Regions from separate parts of the Homo sapiens genome. Here region 2 is linked to region 1. A link is a loop called in an ENCODE intact Hi-C map of the cell type or tissue named here. Cell type or tissue: A673. All regions are shown on one strand. Links, peaks and the distances in the headings refer to the core of each region. The heading gives the core; the rest is flanking DNA.

Region 1 (2,912 bases), core at 147-2,646:
ATTTGTTTAAGGAGGCATTCATTTAGTTCTTGCAATATTCAAATCTGTCAGTCATTTCCTTTACGGTTTCCAGGTTTTGTTTGCTGCTTAGTAAAAGCCTTCTTCACCATAGGATTTTAAAAATATTCTTCCATATTTGGCTTTAAAACTTTTATAGATTTTTTAAATGTTTAGCTCTTTAATACACCTGGAGTTTATTCTTGCAAATGGTAAGAAGATTCTAACATTGGTTTCAAAATGGATAGTGAGTTTTCCCCAAAGCCTCTGTTGACCTTCCATCTTTCCAGCTTGGCTTTGAAAGGTCTCCTGTATCAAATACTAAATTTCCCCATAAACATGAATCTGTTTCTGGATTTTCTGTGTGAATTACTGAAGTCTTTTTGGAGGTTTTCGAAATCATCTTCAGGATTCCTATATATTTTCTCTTTCAGATGAACTTTCAAATCAGCTTCTCAAGTGTCAACATCCTGTTGCGATTTTCATTGATATTGAACTGAATTTATAGATTTTGTAAGCAGAAAAAAATTATTTTAATTTTTTGAGAAAAAAAGTTTTAAATGGTTTGTTTTCAGACTGTGTCAAGATATCCCTACCTCCGAAGTTGTCAGGTTTGCGGACCTTGGGGTGAAGCGTGGGGCTGCTGGAGGCGTCCAGCCCTGACTGTGTGTCCAGGACAATGAGCCCCGAAGTGAGCGGGCCGCGTCCTGTTGGCGCAGCCAACTTCACGCCCTCTGTCCAGGGAGGACTAAGGGACAAGCTGCAGCAGGCGCAGAGGACGCTGTTGGTGTCCGGGAGGCCGCTGGTACAGGGCGTTGGGCGTGGCTCCTTTCCAAGTGCCTTGCACTTTCCAGGCTGGGCTGCAGAAGCAGGCTCGGGGGCGACTCGCGTGGGGACTGAAGCAGCCAGCCTTGGCACCTGCCCACAGCAAATAACTGCCTTGACTTGATCTGGTTTTTTTGAAGAAAGGTTTATTCATACCCATTATGTGCGCATGTGTAAATTCAAACCCACGGCTTGCCGGAGCCTGGGCTTTCTCGAACATCAGTTGCTCCCATGCTACCATTTTGCAGTTTGCCCGTCTCCAGTAGATGATTTCTGAATATTTTAATCAACTCATTATTAACCATTCACACGTCTACCTTAGCCTCATTTTAAGCAATTGCACCTGTGGGTTTCACAGGCCTGCTGTATTTTTAGTACATATTAAATAAAGCATGTCTGTTGGGGCGTGCTGTGCTTGCCCACCTGCCATGTCGAGTCATTGTAGCCGCACGCTGGCAGAGAGGACGGAGCCTGAGTCCGGGTGCCGAAGGCGTTGGTCTTGCCCGGGCTTTGGCCCCAGCCGCTGCCAAAGACCTAGAGGAAAGAATTTCAGCGTTAGGGCTTCATCCGCCTATCGTGGAATCAGGACTTCGACTCAGCGCTCCAATTGCTGGGGCGGTGAAAGGCGTATCCCCGCGGCGCGGCGCCTGAGGGAGCCTCTGGAGCAGATTCCCATGCACAGACCCTCGCGGTGATGGGGACGGAGGGGGAAACCCAGGCTCCCGAGCAAGCTGGGGCTGGCTTGGGGCCAAGGAGTGTCCTTATTCTGTAGCTCCCAGAGCTCACAGGAGGGGGCTGGGGAGGAAGCGGACAGCCGGGAGTAGGGGCAGAAGAAAGCGCCCACATCAACTGGCTGGCACGAACCACATGTTCCCTAGAACGGGAATCCCTGCCGGGTGAGGGAGGCCGGAGCTGAGCCGCAGCCCCAGGAAGGGCGGGGCCTCTTCAAAGCATTCCCTCCGCAACGCTCTGGTAGCCCTGGGACTCCAGCCTCGCCTGCCAGCCCCAGCTCAAAAGGCCTCTGTCTCCCTCGGGCCTGGGGGTGGGAGCAGCCTCAAGATAATGGAGTGCGTGAGCTGGGGCCTCATTCAGACCTCTCCCCACCGTAAGGAGAGAACAGAGGGCCCGGACAGGGAGCGGGGGACTGGGCAGAATCACACAGCCAGCCAGGGGCTCCAGCTACAGTCCCCTGAACCAGCCCAGGCCATCCCTGACTCCCAGGGGACACTGGTAGCTGTTTTGGCTCTATTGGGGCCGGGGGGGTGGGGGGAGGCTAATGCTATGGAAAACATGCCGTAGGCATAGTGCAAAATGGACCAGAAGGAAAATTTTTAAAGTGGGACAAATACAGTACAGAATGCTGAGCTAATATGCTTAAACATCTTAAAGCAATACATAATTTTTAAAAGAAATGTCAGGCCAGGGGTGATGGCCTGTAATCCCAGCACTTTGGGAGGGAGAGGCAGGAGCATCCCTTGAGCCTAGGAGTTTGAGACCAGCCTGGGCAACATAGGGAGACCTCGACTCTTAAAAAAATAAAATAAATGTCAAGTACTAAAATTAACTCAAGATATAAAAAAAACACTGGAAAAGAAATCTCACTTAGGTGCAAGTCTCAGAATCATAGCAAAGCAAATGTAAACCAAAAATTAAATTCTAAGGCTCCCCCCAACCATCTGAATGGAACCCTCCTCTTGGCCAAAGGTATTCCAAAGTTAACCTGAAAAACTTGTTTAGGCCATGATGGGAAGAGGGGTGGTGGGACATGCCTCTTTATACCTGCCTCTCTTTTGGAATTCAGGAAAAGGTGACCAATGTTAACATCAACATAGACCTTAGTGTCTGATGAGAAATATTTACCAATTCTCTCTGAAGGCTGCTACTTGGAGGCTTCATCTGTGTCATAAAACCTAGGTCTCCACAACCTCTTATAGTAACCCAGACATTCCTTTCTATTGGAAATAACTCTTTCAAGCAATTAGCAGTCAGAAAATTCTTAAACTACCTATGACTGGGTGTGGTGGCTCACACCTGCAATCCCAACACTTTGGGAGGCTGAGGCGGGCAAATCACAAGGTCAGGAGTTCAAG
Region 2 (2,912 bases), core at 323-2,822, 79 kb after region 1:
GAAACACTTCTTTAAAGGTAAATTCTGATGCCTGCATGCAACAGATGACAAGGGGGGTACGGTGTAGTTTAGTGGCCTGGCCAAGGGCCCTGGCTACTCCATGGTGCTACTGGGATACACAGCCAAACCCGGGAAGATGGTCCATGTCCTCCGAGGCCAGCTGGAAGGGCTTGTCCAGTGAGGCAGCTACAGGGCTGGGCCTGGAGCCCAGGGCTTCCCAGTGGATGCTACTGCTCAGCCCTCCTGGCCCACATCTCTTAACTCACTTGGAGGGGGTCCCTCCTGGAGGCAGGATGCCCCTTCACACCCTTATCCTCCCTTCTCATTTTCCAACGTGGCCAGCAAGTGCTTTGATCTCTCTTGGAAATGTCTCTGGCCTCCTGACTTTAGGAATGAAAAATGTCCACACCGTGGCCTGGTGGGGGTGGGGTATGAGTGTTAAAAATCAGTCTTCCAAGTGGAAAAATATTTGATGGGAATTTTGACAAACAGTTGGGGAAGGATTAGGATAAGAATGAAGTGATTTATGGAAATGAAACTATGGCCGAAAAATTCAAATTTTTTTTGTCAGCATTCCAAATGACAAAATTATTTCATCACTAGACCTCGCCAAGGCTTTCTGAAAGTTGAATACCCATTGGTCTTCCAGGGTCCAGCTCATGCCCTGCACCAAGAGTAGGGATGGGCGAGGAGGGTGTGACCCAGCAGAGAAAGTTTCAGTTTGTGAGCAAACACCTGTCATGTCCAGGAGGCCTGGAGACCTTGTGGCTCTTGTCACATGATGAAGGGGTTGAAGAAATTCATCTACACACTGTGGAACCCGGACTCAGCCCTGGACCACAACTTTCCCTCTGTCATTCATTGGCTGTGACACTGAGAGATCAATTTCCCCTCTGAGCCTCAGTTTTTCCATTTGCAGAATTGGGGAAGGAACCCCCTCCCTCTTGGGTTTGTTGTGCGAAGGCAATGAGGTGTTTCCCATGTGCAGCTGTGAACACCATGAGAACACATGCCACTCCCCATCTTCCCAAGAGCCTTGACGCCTTCTGCATGGGCATGTCTTCCACCGCAAGCAATAGAAACTGTGTCTGGTTGACTGGAGCAAGAATTGGAGAGGATGTGGGTAGCTCTCAGAATCAAAGAAAAAGTGCAAAATCAACCCATAAGAGCCAGCGTGCAGACAGTCCCCTCTTAGGAACTGAGGGACACTCCTCAGGGAGCCATGGCAGCAGCACAGCAGGTCAGCTGTTTCCGTCTTGGCATGGCTCCACTATGACTCAGCGTCCTGGGGGAACCAGAGTCTGATTGGCTTGGCCCGTGTCCCAGCTCCTCGCCCAGGAAATGCCTCAATTGATTGTTACACCAGGACTGCATGCAACATAGACTTGTGCCCTAGAGCCAAATCAGTGAGTGCCATCAGAAGGACCGGGCATGGGGAATGAAAATAAACCACCACCGCCAACAAAAAAACGGGGGAACCAACCATAAATTCCTTCCGCTGAATGTTGGAGCCCATCTTTTCATTTGCATGATCCACCCTCTCCATTCTGTGTCTTCCAGTTGCAGCTACTCTTCAAGGATCACTAAGGACCATTCCACCTACTGAACAGTGATCACAGCATCAGTGTGTTAACTTCTGCTGTGAGCACCAATCTTCACATTCTCCAAAGTGCTGTGTGATTGCAGTTCCTATCATATCCACTCTTGTTGGCTTTTCACACGTACTGATGAGCTGTCAAGGCAGGAGATCCCCCATTTCCAGGGCCCTACAGAGGTTCAGATGAGAGAAGAGACAGGAAGTGAGTGACCTAAGCTCATAAGGCTTGTACGTGATGGAGCTAGGGCTTTACTTACTAATTTTAGGAATTTTTCTGTTTATTCTCTTGAGACTTCTGCAGATCAAAATCATTGTATCTGAAAATAGTAATGTTTTATGTCTTCTCTCTTAATAATTATGTATTCTATTTTGTTTTTATTTTATTGCACTACTAAAAAATTTTACAATAAAAAAGTGACAGCTGATACCTCTATTTATTTCCTGGACTTGATGAGCGTGTTTCTCAGGTTCTGCTGTAAAGCACAATGTGTAAAGTATGTAAAATGGTAATACTTGGCATACAGTAAGTGCTACATAGGTGTTAATATTTGCATCACTCTGTAGTTCTGAACTCATCTGCCTAACAAGCACAGCCTGCCCCCACTATCCCTCCTGTGCCCCAGACATGGGTATAGCTGAAGAGGGCCTTGGTTTGGTTTGATTCCATCATGTATGCACTCAGTGGAGACTCAGTAAGTGTTTATTAACTTAAAATGCATGCCCGAATGAACGAATCAGTCCATTGAGTTCTAGCGGCCCTTACCTGGGACACGCTGGCCTCATGGCCAAGGAAAAGAGCTTGCGGAACCAGGTGATGATTTTTAAAGCTTGGTATGGATAGTCTCCAAAGACAGTCACCATCAATTTCTTTCCTCCCTGTATGTGCTGGATGATTCTTACACCAAGTACTGGAATCTTGCCTTTGTCTTACTAACAAAGTCTGGACTAACCTTAGTGACTTGCTTAACCAATGGATTGTGATGGAAGTAACATTCTAGGACTTCTGAGGCTGGGCTTGTAAGATGCCTGGATCTCTTGATAATGTTCCCTCCTGGAATTTAGCTGTCAGGCTGTGAGAATCCCAAGCCATGTGGAGATGCCATATGTGAGTGCTCCAGTGAAGAGCCCCCACTGAGGCTCCAGGTGACAGTCAGAATCCACTGCTCACTGTGCGACTCGGCCATTTTGGACATCCGGCCCAGCTGAGCCTTCAGGTGGTGTGCAGCCGCAGCCAGAAACTGACTACCACACATAAGAAACCTAAGAAAGAACTACCGCACCCAGTCCACAGGGCCATTACATCATAATGAACCAT

The links. Peaks named below come from ENCODE experiments on the same cell type or tissue, not always from the same donor. Only the 100,000 strongest peaks of a DNase experiment are listed, where the experiment ranks them.
Region 2: a loop joins it to region 1, with 6 times the contacts of the local background. A loop is called at or near these places in 1 of 110 quality-filtered maps.

Annotation. Positions count from the first base shown.
Region 1 is chr3:126,286,457-126,289,368 of GRCh38, reverse strand. LOC107986124 (a long non-coding RNA gene) reads right to left here. Exons shown (of 3, transcript XR_001740882.2): 3 at 1-1,356. It also overlaps a transcript of KLF15 not described here. Among named protein-coding and RNA genes, the nearest start is that of KLF15, 69 kb to the left of the region's middle. RefSeq lists enhancers at 283-827, 828-1,373. In A673, for the core only: no CTCF peak of the experiment used is centred there; DNase peaks (open chromatin) are centred at 878 and 1,638; H3K4me3 peaks cover 2,129 bases; H3K27ac peaks cover 2,500 bases.
Region 2 is chr3:126,207,180-126,210,091 of GRCh38, reverse strand. It overlaps ALDH1L1-AS2 (ALDH1L1 antisense RNA 2), which reads right to left. Exons shown (of 2, transcript NR_046383.1): 2 at 1-1,766. Among named protein-coding and RNA genes, the nearest start is that of ALDH1L1, 28 kb to the right of the region's middle. RefSeq lists an enhancer at 764-1,963. In A673, for the core only: no CTCF peak of the experiment used is centred there; DNase peaks (open chromatin) are centred at 1,281 and 1,641; H3K27ac peaks cover 2,500 bases.